2 separate regions of the Homo sapiens genome follow, and region 1 is linked to region 2. The links are chromatin loops, found by intact Hi-C in ENCODE. Cell type or tissue: HepG2. All regions are shown on one strand. Each heading gives the region's core, and the rest is flanking DNA. Links, peaks and the distances in the headings are about the cores only.

Region 1 (9,157 bases), core at 4,933-7,432, 82 kb after region 2:
CCTTACTAAGGGCATTAAGTGCCTCTCACGTGATCCCACTAGGGGAGGACCCTTCAAAGCCTGTTCCGGGACTTACCCAAACTTTGCTCCCTGTGCCTTTTCCTTTTGCTGATTGTGCTTGGTAGCCCTTCACAGTAATAAATCTTACCATGAGTACGACTATCTGCTGAAACTCCAGTGAGTCCCTACGAGTTACTCAACCTGAGGGCTGTCTTGATGATTTCTGATACACATGTAATATATTTACTTGGACATTTCTCCTCGAAAGTTCATTCCCTCTCCCCATTAAAACATACTTTGTTTTGGGATAATGCATTTTCTGGTATGCTGCAATGGTTAACAATGGCATTCACACACACTGGTAAACAATCCTTACTTCTTATTTAACTCAAAGGAAGGATTCCCTATTATACATAAGCATACTTTTCAACCAGTTGCCTAGTTTTCAGGGGCACTTGGGATTCTGAAGTTAACAGCTCTGAAGCCTGTTGTATGTTGTCTCAGGAGTAAGGTATTAATAACGAGGAAGACATACTAAAGAATAACATGGCCCATACTCTGATGCTTTATTTACAAAAATCAGTCAGTTTTTCTAATTCATTGAAAAGCTGGCAGATAAAACTAGAAACAAAGCTGAATATTATTCTTCCTGCTATCTGGTTACACATCAGTAAAGGACAAGACTACTTAAACTCACTAAATAGCTTTGACCACTGCAAGGTTAGGGTCTTTTATGGAATAGAGAAGAGACTGGTATGAAAAAGTTACCTGGCAGTGCTTTGGCTATACTGGGTAGTGGGTTCTTAAATGTTTGCTTTATAATTGTACACGTGTTTCACACATTCAAAAGAAAGCACATATCAAATGTTACTTAAAAAAATTACTTATCTGGCAATTGCTTGGTAATCAATAAAATCAATTAAAGTCTTAAGAATAAACTTTAAAAAGTTGATAAAAGCTTATAAATAGGTAAAGTGTTTCACAAATACCAGGTAGGCCTTGGTCGATTCAGATAATCCTGTATTGTTGGCCCTGAAGACTGGATTGGACCCCTTGATCTCGCCATTGCTATTGGGTTCATATAGGCCTTGGGGAAAGAACAACAATTAATCCATTAAAGCAATCATTAAACATGCAAAACCTCACTTACTCATCAAGTAATCTTTACTATAAATGCATAATATATCCAGCTAAGTATATGCAATCTGACTAACCAACTCTTTATTCTAAAAAAATTAATTTAATCCTCTTTTAAGTCTTAAAAGTTTGGGAGAAAATTGTGTGTGTGTGTGTGTGTGTGTGTGTGTGTGTGTGTGTTTTACAAGAGATTTGATGAAATAATAGATACCTCTGACCTACTGATGGCTTTACAGCTCTTTCTCCTAAAGCCCAGTAACCCTGTGAGGGTGATAACAGTATGTTCACTAGAAAATTAAGAAACTCAATTCCAGGCTTGGTGCAGTGGCTCACGCCTGTAACCCCAGCACTTTGGGAGGTTGAGGCAGGTGGAACACCTGAAGTCAGGAATTCAAGACCAGCCTGGCCGACGTGGTGAAACCCTGCCTCTACTAAAAATACAAAAATTAGTCAGGTATGGTGGCACACGCCTGTAATCCTAGCTACTCGGGAGGTTGAGACAGGAGAATCACTTGAACCCGGGAGGTAGAGGTTGCAGTGAGCTGAGATCGTGCCACTGCACTCCAGCCTGGGCGACAGAGCGACTCCCTCTCAAAATAAAATAAATAACATAACATAACATAACATAACATAACATAACATAACATAAATAACATAAAATAACATAACATAAAATAAAATAAATTCATTTCCAAAGAAGTTAAATAAGATCTAACTCTAAATTCATTGTTTATTCAACTACATCTTGTCTCCCACGAAATACTATGTCATAGTGATGACAATTTTATTCATAAATAGTTAACATCAAAAATTGTAGGCAGGCAAGAAAAAAATAAACAGAACATCAAAATGTAAAATGTTTGTGCATCAAAGGACACTGTTAAGAGTGAAAAGACAATTCACAGAATGAGAGAAAATATTTGTAAATCATAAATCTAGTAAGAGATTAATATCCAGAATGTAAAATGAGCTCCTACAACTTAACAACAACAAAAAAACTCCAAGTAATTAAAAAATGGGCAGAAGAATAGGTATTTCTCTAAAGAAGGTATATAGTAAATGGCCAATAAACACATAAAAAAATGTTCAATATCACTAGTCATTAGGGAAATGTAAATTGAAACAACAAAGAGATGCCATTCTATACCCATTAGGATGGCTATTATTAAACAGAAAATTGCAAGGGTTAGCAAGGATGCAGAGAAACTGGAACCCTTTCACATTGTTGGTGGGAATGTAAAACGGTGTGGCCACTGTGGAAAACAGTTTAGTGGTCCCTCAAAAAGTTAAACATAGAACTACCACATGATCCTATATCTAGGTATACACCCAAAAGAATTCAAAGAAGGGACTAAACAGATACTTGTACACAAATGTTCACAACTGCAGAATTCACAAAAGCTGAAATGTGGAAACAACGCAAATGTCCATCTATGGATAAATGGATAAACAAAACTGTGGTATATACATACAATGGAATATTATTCAGCCTTAAAAAAGAATGCAATTCTGATACATACTATATGCAACCTGGATGAGCCTTGAAAATATGCTAAATGAAATAAAACAAGAAAAACACAAAAGAACAAATATATGATTCCATTTATATGAGATACCTAGAAAAGAAAGTAGAATGGAGGTTAACCAGGGTCTGGGGAGAAGAGGAATTTGGGAGTTTACTGTTTATTGATACAGAGGTTCTTGTTTGGGATGATGAAAATGGATAGTGATGATGGTTGCACAACACTATGAATGTACTTAATGTCACTAAACTATATAGTTAGAAACAGTTAAAATGGTAAATTTTGTTATACATATTTTAGCTCAATTAAAACATCTGCAAAAATTTAAATCATGCTGTCTACTACACTTACTACAGCAGAAAAATATTTTAGAGATTTTTTTCAAAAACATATTGAGGCAAAACAAAGCAAAAGGTTTCTTTGTTAATGACAGTGTTTAGCAAAGCGATGTTGTTTTATTAAAATTCGCATTGCTACTGATATAAAGTCTGGTCTTTAATTCAGTCTCTACCTCTTCTATTTAGTTTTTCCAAATTTAAGTCAATAAAAATTTTATTTATTACTATTATTATTTTTTAAAAGACAGGGTCAGCCAGGCGCGGTGGCTCACGCCTGTAATCCTAGCACTTTGGGAGGCTGGGGCGGGTGGATCACCTGAAGTCAGGAGTTCGAGATCAGCCTGGCCAACATGGTGAAACCCTGTCTCTACTAAAAACACAAAAATTAGCTGAGTGTGGTGGCGGGTGCCTATAATCTCAGCCTACTCAGGAGGCTGAGGCAGGAAAATCTCTTGAACCCAGGAGGCAGAGGTTGCAGTGAGCTGAGATTGTGCCACTTCACTCCAGCCTGGGCGAAAGAGCAAGACTGTCTCAAAAAAAAAAAAAAAAAAAAAAAAAAGAAAGGGTCTTGCTCTTTTGCCCAGGCTGGAGTACAGTGGTCAGTGGTGTGATCATATCTCACTGCAACTTTGAAAAATCCCCCTACCTCAGCCTCCTGAGTAGCTAGGACAACAGGTGTGAGCCACCGTGCCCAGTCAATAGACATTTATGAAACTCTTCTACTTTTTAAATAAAAAGAATTTTGATTGAAAATGACTACCCTCAAGGTTGGTTTAAGGTGTTATACCTTGTAATAATCCAAAATAAGTGAAAGGAAAAAATATATTTGTTGCATTTTAACAAAATCTATGAAAATGACCATCATTTCCCACCTTTATAACAGATAAAAGTTATATACTTCCAGATTTCTCTGTCAGAGTAAACAATATAAAACCAGCATAAACAACACATACTGAGAACTATTACCATTCAACTGACAAAACCTAATTACTTGGAATGAAAAAGATAAATCTTTGACATACTTCTCTACAAGCAGGAACAAATGCTAGAGCCCCTCATGTAAGGAATGTTTACAGAATCAGGGCAAGATGTGGACATCATATGCAATGTTAAAGACAGAGGCATATTGTTATATTTTTTGTATAAACTGTTATACCCTCAAATATTTCATTCAACTGCTTTTGCTAAGCATTTCGATTAGTTGGTGTGGAAGTATGACAAACAATGAAGGCAGAAATGAAGACAATGAAGGCAAGTACCATGTGCAGCTTAGTTCACCGTTTGTAAAACAGGAGTATTATTTGTACTGTTCAACACAGTTAAGTTGGGCTCAAAGCGTCCTCCTACTTGGGTAATAAAATTTGGCCCAAAAAGCCAGGTGCACTGGCTCACACCTGTAATCTAGCACTTTGGGAGGGTGAGGTGGGAGGAGCTTGAGCTCAGGAGAGACCAATCTTGTCTCTACTAAACAAAACAAAACAAAACAAAACAAAACAAAAACCCTCTGTATATGGTGAACTGCAACCTGGCTTGATGTGCAAACAAGTTCTAACCTAATCAAAGAGTATATCCTCTTAACCAATCAACTGAGTCTCAGCCAATCACAGGAGCCCAACCCTCAACCAATCCCAAACAGAAGGCTGCCAAATTATGCCCAAATAAGGCAAACTCAGAACTGCACCAATCAGGTAATCTCTGTATGTCATTTCCTATTGCAAATATAGGTCACCAGGATGTAGAACATCTTCCTCAAGTTCTAGAATCTTTTTCTTGCTCAAATTACCTTTGTTAAATTTAACTGGTCTCAGGTTTTTGTTTTTGTTTTCAACAATATTGATCACATTCTAATTTCCTTGGTATCATGTCATAATTTTGGCAGTACCTAATGGCAAAATATTTCAGGTTAGAATTGTAAAAACTGTTTATTTCCAAAGAGTGCAAATATACACATATCAAGGATATTCAGGTCTAAATTACTAAAACAGCAAACACTGAAAACACCCAAATAGCTATCAAACTGGGATTCGCTAAATATATTAAAGTACACACCCTGTTAAATATTACGTAGCTACTAAAATGAATGAAGTAGATCCATAGTTCCTGATAAGAAAATGTTTAAGATTTCTCAAGTGAAAAGCAAAGGCAAGTTGCCAAAATGAAAGAATTATTTTAATAAATAACTAAAAATTTAAAAATCAGAAAAATTAGACTGCATGTGCACCAAAATATAAAGGAAAACATCCATATTCATTCACACACTGGAGAAAAAAATTTTAAATAATGATTACCTTTATAAAACAAAAAATGTAACTGCGTAAACATTATTATAGTAATAAAGGTAAAGAAAATGACAAAAATCCAACCACAATACTGCCACTCCAACTCAGAGAGCTGAACTGTCCTTATGTAAAAATTCACAGATAATGCAGTGGCAATTTTTCATTCTAATGAAAAAAATTATAACATTTACCATGTTTTACAGTCTTCAAGTTATCTAGCATGTATCTTTAAAGTACATTAATATTTTTACATCTTACTGTGTACTATCAAACTGCTTTCATAAAGTACATACCAACCTATTCCTACTTTTCAGAGGAAAATGCTAGTAAAGTAGTATATTCACATGCTAGGACTACGGGTACAATTACATGAACTACTGCTGAATAAGGCTTACTTTTAAGCTTTTGACCACAAACACTATCTCAGTCTGCTTAAGTACACTCCAAATATCTCCATTGTTTATTTCAATTATAATAGCAATATTTTTTAAAGTGCATCTTATGTTCTAGGCTCCATGCAAAACACTTGATAGTCTGCTCTTATTCATTAAGCAACAATACTTTTCTTTAAAACTATGCACAACAGAAAGCTTTTAAAACAAGCAACTATTTTCACAAAGGTACAGGAGTTTTCATTTTTGTATCAGTGTGAAAAATAATGCTTCTAACATTAAGTGGGTGGCATGGTTAAGCATTCACTAAAATATAGAGATTGTGCAATTTCTTGAAACATTTCACTATGACTTAATCATTATAAACACTGTGACCTTGTAAATCAAACATTCACATCCATATGTAACTAGAATTCTCTGTGGCTTCAAACTGCTGCATGAGTTCAGATAACAGAAAATGATTTGTTTCTGAAACTCAGGATGGCAAATTGGTCTCAAGGGGATATGTATGGGGGCAGGTACAAAAAGAGCAATGCAGTAAAACTGGCTAAAGACACAATGTGCAGAATTTCATTTGTCAATTTGATTACCTATTTTTATCTAGAGGATACATCTATTTTAGAGGTCCCAAAGTAGCAGAAAAGAACATGAAGAACACTTCGGAAAATAACAAGCACAAAAGGTGGCCATCATGAACTTAAGAGCCCTTTACAAGTCCTGAATTAAAACGTTCAGTTATAAAAACTGTACAAGAATGCATACCAAGAGTGACCCCTAATGCAAACTACTGACTCTGGGTGATGATAATGTGTCGATGTAGGTTCATGAAATGTAACAAATGTACCACCCTGCTGGTGCTGGCGAATGTTGATAATGGTAGAGCTGCACAAGTGTGGAGGTATATGGGAACCCTCTGTACTTTCTGTTCAATTTGGCTGTGAACCTAAAACTGCTCTAAAAATAAAAATTAAAAAAACTGTTCAACCTGAAATTCACTGGGGCTTTTTTTGGAAAGCAATCCTATCATCTTTAAAACTATGATTGTTTCATCAATGTAAGAAAGAACAGGAACTGTTTTTGAGACAATCTCAAAAAATGCCAATATTTTCACAAGCAAATATTCATTTTGTTGCTCCAAATCAAGTGTTATGGCAAAACTATGGAGTCAGTAAAAAGATCAGTGGTTGCCACACTTGGGGACAGGGGTGGTAGAGGAATGGCTAGGCCGAAGAGAGGATTTTTACTCTTTATGATACTATATTGGTGAACGCATGTGGTGGCACTCCTGTAATCCGAACACTTTTGGAGGCCGAGACGGGAGGATTGCTTGAGGCCAGGAATTTGAGACCAGCCTGGGCAGCATGGTGAAACCCCATCTCTACAAAAAAACAACAAAAAATTAGCCAGGTGTGGTTCCACACACCTGTGGTCCCAGCTACTTGGGAGGCTGACGTGAGAGCATCCCTTGAGCCTGGGAAGTTGAAGCTGCAGTGAGCCATGATGGCGACACTGCACTCCAGCTTGGGCAAGAGTGAGATACTGTGTCTAAATAAATAAATAAATAAATTTATTTGTCCAAGCCCATAGAGAATGAACACTAAGAGTGAGCACTAATGTAAACTACTGACTGGATGATAGTAACATGTCAATGTAGGTTCATCAATTTTAACAAATGTACCACTCTGGTGAAGGATGTTCATAATGGGGAGGCTATGCACGAGTGGGGTCAGGAGGTAAACGGGATATCTTTGTACCTTCCTCTCAATTTTGCTGTAAAACTAAAAATGCTTAAAAAAAAAAGTCTTAAAAAGAAAATCAAGAGTTAAGATGTACAGAATTGAGTGTCAGATGACTGAAGTTTTGGTCCCAGTTTAAAGTCTTACCCCTCCTCTATGCAATGAGGAGACTGAATTAGACAATCCGTGTCTTCTACCTCTTAATTTCTTGTTCTTAATCCCAATCTTTGAAGTGCACACAAAATGTTACCAGAATACTCTGTGCCATAGCTGCATACCAAAAGTAGTAAGTAGAGCCCAGAGCTATCAAAATGTTCTAGTAAATGAAGCTAATTTGGTAAGTTTTTCAAATGTTTTAGAGGAATGTTTCAACCAAAACGTTTTTTCAGTAATATGAAACATTTTAGGTCTGTATATGAAACTGCATCCAAGGTCAGGTGATCTCTAAACATTCAAGGCCCAAGGGTATTAGAAGAGCCCAAAATACTCAAACACCTAAGGATGCTCCTATGCTGAAATGGTGTTATGCTACATAATTTCAACGCCATGACAATCAAGATAGCACAACAAAGTCTCACCTACAGCCAGGAGAAAGAACAACCCGCTATCTTGTAATCAAGATTCACTACCACAGTGGTTCCTAGACATTTTCCATTATAAAGACTATACAGAACTACAAAGTTTTTAAGATGGTGAAATGGTTTGGATCTGTGTCCCCGCCCAAATCTCATGTCGAATTGTAATCCCCAATGTTGGAGGTGGGGCCTGGTGGGAGGTGACTGGATCATGGGGGCGGAGTTCTCATGAATGGCTTAGCATCCTCCTCTCCCCAGCACTGCATAGAGATGATTTCTCAACAGATGCGGTTGTTTAAAACTGTGTAGCAACTCTCCCCGTCCCTCTCTTGGTCCCGCTCCTGCCATGTAAGACGCCTGCTCCTGCTTTGCCTTCCACCATGAGTAACAGCTCCCTGAGGCCTCCCCAGAAGCAGATGCCGCTAAGCTTCCTGTACAGCCCATAGAACCGTGAGCCAATTAAACACTTTTCTTTATAAATTACCCAGCCTCAGGTTTTTCTTTATAAAAGCCATGCAAGAACTGGCTACTACAGATGGCAAGTGTCATCATTTCGTAAATGTTAAGTCTCCTTTGGTGTGAGACACACACAGCTTGCAAATAATTGTTGAATAAAAAAGCGAGTTCAAGAAACGTAGCACATTCGTTTTACGTGCATTTTCCTCATTTTGCTACTCAGTGGCTAAAACTTTGTCACAGGCAAGCCCAGAAATTGTCAGGCTGCAACCTAAGCTTATTGTTATTTCATTATGTTTACTACTCATTCAATCTGATTCATAACCTGAGTTTTTCAGCCCCCTCCCCGCCCCAGCGGTCTAGAATACTTTCCTCCCATCTCCGCTTCTCAAAAGCACCTTTTCTTTTGAATGCCTTTAGAATCTCTAACAACTATCAAGGACCATTTCCTACTCTTTCTGCTGTAAGTTATTTATGCATCTCTTTTATCTCATTCACTAGAGTAATAATTTTCATGCCCAGTACTCGCTCACACATCTTGCCTTTTGTGATTTCAATTAATCTGTAAGGTTGTAGATAATAATGATCCCCTTTTATAAACGACGGCACAGAGAAGAAAAGTAACTTGTTCTAGGTCACCCAACTTCCGACGGAACAAAACTGACATTCCAGTTTTGTGTTGGACTCGAAAGCCAACTATTTTCACGCCATTCATTCCCTC
Region 2 (3,272 bases), core at 31-2,530:
TGGAGACACAAGAGGTACTGCAAACTCAGACCATATACTCAGAGCAATGTCTAGTGAGGTTCCCTACTCGTGGATCTTATGAAATAAATGAACGAATGATAAAAATTTGTCTCTGAAATAAATATTCTGGAAGGGTGATAAATTTCCATACTGTATTGTTTGTTAAACAAAATACAGTTCATATTCCTATGACTTCCAGAACAATCTCTTCCTACCCCAGGTCTTATAAGGTTTCATATGAGAAGGTCAGAACTGAAATAGGCATTAATAATGTACATCTGAGTCCTGTCCTGACCTAGAAATCTGCACCACTCCCTTAAACACTGGACTAATAGATCTAGTATAAGAACAGTAACAGATCGAGTGTAAGATTAGTAACACCAGTCCTATAGATGCTATAGATTTCAAAATTTGAGATTAACACACTAGGTAATAATAATCCAAGCCACTCTTAGTTGCATTTTATATCTATTTCAGCTCTTAAGAACCTTGAAGCAAGTCAATGCTGCCAAACCCTCCAACCTCACCTCCCTAGCACTCCTCTCCTTGCACTCTAAGCTCCAGTCAACAGGGTATTCCCCAACATATCATTACTTCCTGTACCTCTGTGCTTTTGCCTGTAGACCACGCTTCCTTTGCTTCTTTATTAGCATGAAATTGGTTCATGCTAATTTCTACTCTTCCATCAAAACTCGGCTCAGTTGTCAACTCCTCCAAAAAGCCTTCCCTGATAACTCCTTATCCCACCTCACCCCCAGTTTAGGTTATATGCTCCTACACTACTCTGTGTATACTTCTCGCATAGTGTATGCTGTCATCTCCTTGTTGGTCACCCTGGTCAAATTAATCTCTCTGAATTTCCATTTATTGACCTGTAAAGCCCAGGGAATATCTTCATGTAGAATACAAAGCAATCCAAGAAAGCCAAGAAAGGGCTGGCTACTCATACACAGTAGCCATCATTATTAGTATCGTTCTGCGCTAATACTGTTCACCCTTCTTTTTCTCCTAGAATTTGAGAATACAGACTGTGCACAAGCATTTGACAAATATTTGTCAAATGAACAAAAGAGTAAATCTGTAAATTAAACAATAAGTAAGGGAGAATGAAAAACCCTAAAGGACTAACCATGAAGTTGCAGAATTTTCACACTGTTTTTACTCTACCAATTTTGCTATTACAGTCTATAGGACAACTGTAGAATGCCATCAGGGGCCTCAAACACAACACTTAACATAACACATATATTATTCTCTGAAGAGAGTAGATTTATTGTTAAGACTAAAAATGCTGACTGACAAAAGAACAAGACCTTAAGCCAGTGGTGGATGCATTTACCATGAGCAAGCCGCTGGCTCTGCACCGCATCAGGACTGTGCTCATGTTCCGGGACAGCAGGCAGTCCAGCAATGAGGTCAAGGTCATCCAGCAGGACAACAGATGGCTGCATCCACACTGCCTCTGAGAAAGCCACCTCTAGGGTTTTTTGTATGTTTTCAAGCCTTTTTCCTTAATACAGAAGATATGAAATGGTTTCAGTATCATTTCAGTGCTGGGAAAATTCAGGTTGTCCTTTTGAAAGCACTAGAAAAGCTCGATATTGATTTAACTATAAAAATTTGATCTATATTTTATTAATATACCCATCACAAAAACTTGTTCATCAACATGGTTCAATTAATACAGTCTCAAAGCGTGCAGTAAAGTATCAAATTTTATAAAACTCAGAAAAGGAGGCCAGGTGCAGTGGCTTATGCTAGTAATCCCAGCACTTTGGGAAACCAAGGCAGGCAGATCACTTTGAGGTCAGGAGTTTGAGATCAGCCTGGCCAACATGGTGAAACCCCATCTCTACTAAAAAATACAAAAATTAGCCAGGTGTGGTGGCATGCACCTGTAGTCCCAATTACTCGGGAGGTTGAGGCACGAGAATTGCTTGAACCTGGGAGGTGGAGGCTATAGTGAGCCGAGATCGCACCACTGCACTCCAGCCTGGGCTACAGAGCAAGACTCTGTCTCAAAAAAAAAAAAAAAGAAAAAAGAAAAGGAATATGCTACTATAATTCCTGTATGCATGTATTCATTTATACCCAGTTTCATCCCATTGAGAATTTTAGATGGCTTACAACAAAATAAAAAAAGTAGGATGTGGGAAAACATAAGTGAGAGTAAGGGATCAAGATTCATTTAAAATCAAATGCAAATGCATCTGCCTAGAGATCCTGGAGTTGCTATATTTGAAACACAAATTTGGCTTCAAACTTCCTGGTGAGTTACAAAGTTTAAATTTACAAAGAACAGGAAATACACAAGTTCATGATTAGTTGGAACTATATGACAGCGGTACCCATGGGGGAAAAATTAACTGTTCAAAGTAAAATCTTCCCAATATTTTTTAATTGAATAGATAATAATGTAAATGTTAAGGACTTTAAAAGTACAAAAGTGTTATATGGTGAACTGTAATTCTCCTCATTGCTGTCCACAGCCTCCTACTTTCTCTCCCCTGAAGCAACCATTCTCCCAGTTTTCCATAGCAATTCAGAGATCATTTATACCAATTAGAGTATATTCTAAGTACTAATTTTTCAGAGTGGTGTCAGTGAGCACTTCCAGAAATGTAGTCTACAAAAAGTTCTGGCTAGAAAAAAAAATAGGCCTCCATTAAATATGGAGAGTTTTAGAAATTTTATCAAAAACATTAGAAAGCCAAAGAAATTTTAATGACTAAATGATAAACAGAAAAGTTAAAGACTAGATGATATGTGTATTTATTAGATTGACAGCATTATGTATAACATTCCTGTCTTTCTAATGAAAAAGGGATTTATATAGAGTGTTACCATACTCATACCTCGTAAAGCTTTACAGTCAACTCTCTCCACATGGGCATCCAGTTTGTCAAATGCTTCTTTACAGATTGCTTTGGCTAAAGTTGATTTTCCACTTCCCTAGAAAATAATTGCTTTATAGGAATTCCCAATATATTCAGTCACAGAAATAGTTCCTGTCATTGTGGCAACCACCAAGATTCAGCCTCAATTTTATACAACCTCTTCCAAAAAAACAAAAGAAGAGGAGAGAATACTTCCCATCTCATTTTATGAGGCCAGATTTACACGGATAGCAAAACCAGACAAAGACAACACAAAAACAGAAAACTGCAAACTAATCACTTTCAAACTTAAATGGACAAAAGCTCAACAGAACATTAGCAGATAAAACTCAGCAATGTAGAAAGAATGATACACCACAACTACGTGGTATTTAT

The links. Hi-C counts contacts between places; a loop is a spot of excess contacts. Peaks named below come from ENCODE experiments on the same cell type or tissue, not always from the same donor. Only the 100,000 strongest peaks of a DNase experiment are listed, where the experiment ranks them.
Region 1: a loop joins it to region 2, with 20 times the contacts of the local background. A loop is called at or near these places in 2 of 110 quality-filtered maps.

The regions. Positions count from the first base shown.
Region 1 is chr7:92,580,517-92,589,673 of GRCh38, forward strand. FAM133B (family with sequence similarity 133 member B) reads right to left here. Exons shown (of 11, transcript NM_152789.4): 2 at 990-1,087. Among named protein-coding and RNA genes, the nearest start is that of FAM133B, 5.3 kb to the right of the region's middle. In HepG2, for the core only: no CTCF peak of the experiment used is centred there; a DNase peak (open chromatin) is centred at 6,065; H3K4me3 peaks cover 1,166 bases.
Region 2 is chr7:92,503,393-92,506,664 of GRCh38, forward strand. It overlaps PEX1 (peroxisomal biogenesis factor 1), which reads right to left. Exons shown (of 24, transcript NM_000466.3): 11 at 2,856-2,952; 12 at 1,340-1,510. Among named protein-coding and RNA genes, the nearest start is that of PEX1, 23 kb to the right of the region's middle. In HepG2, for the core only: no CTCF peak of the experiment used is centred there; a DNase peak (open chromatin) is centred at 1,399.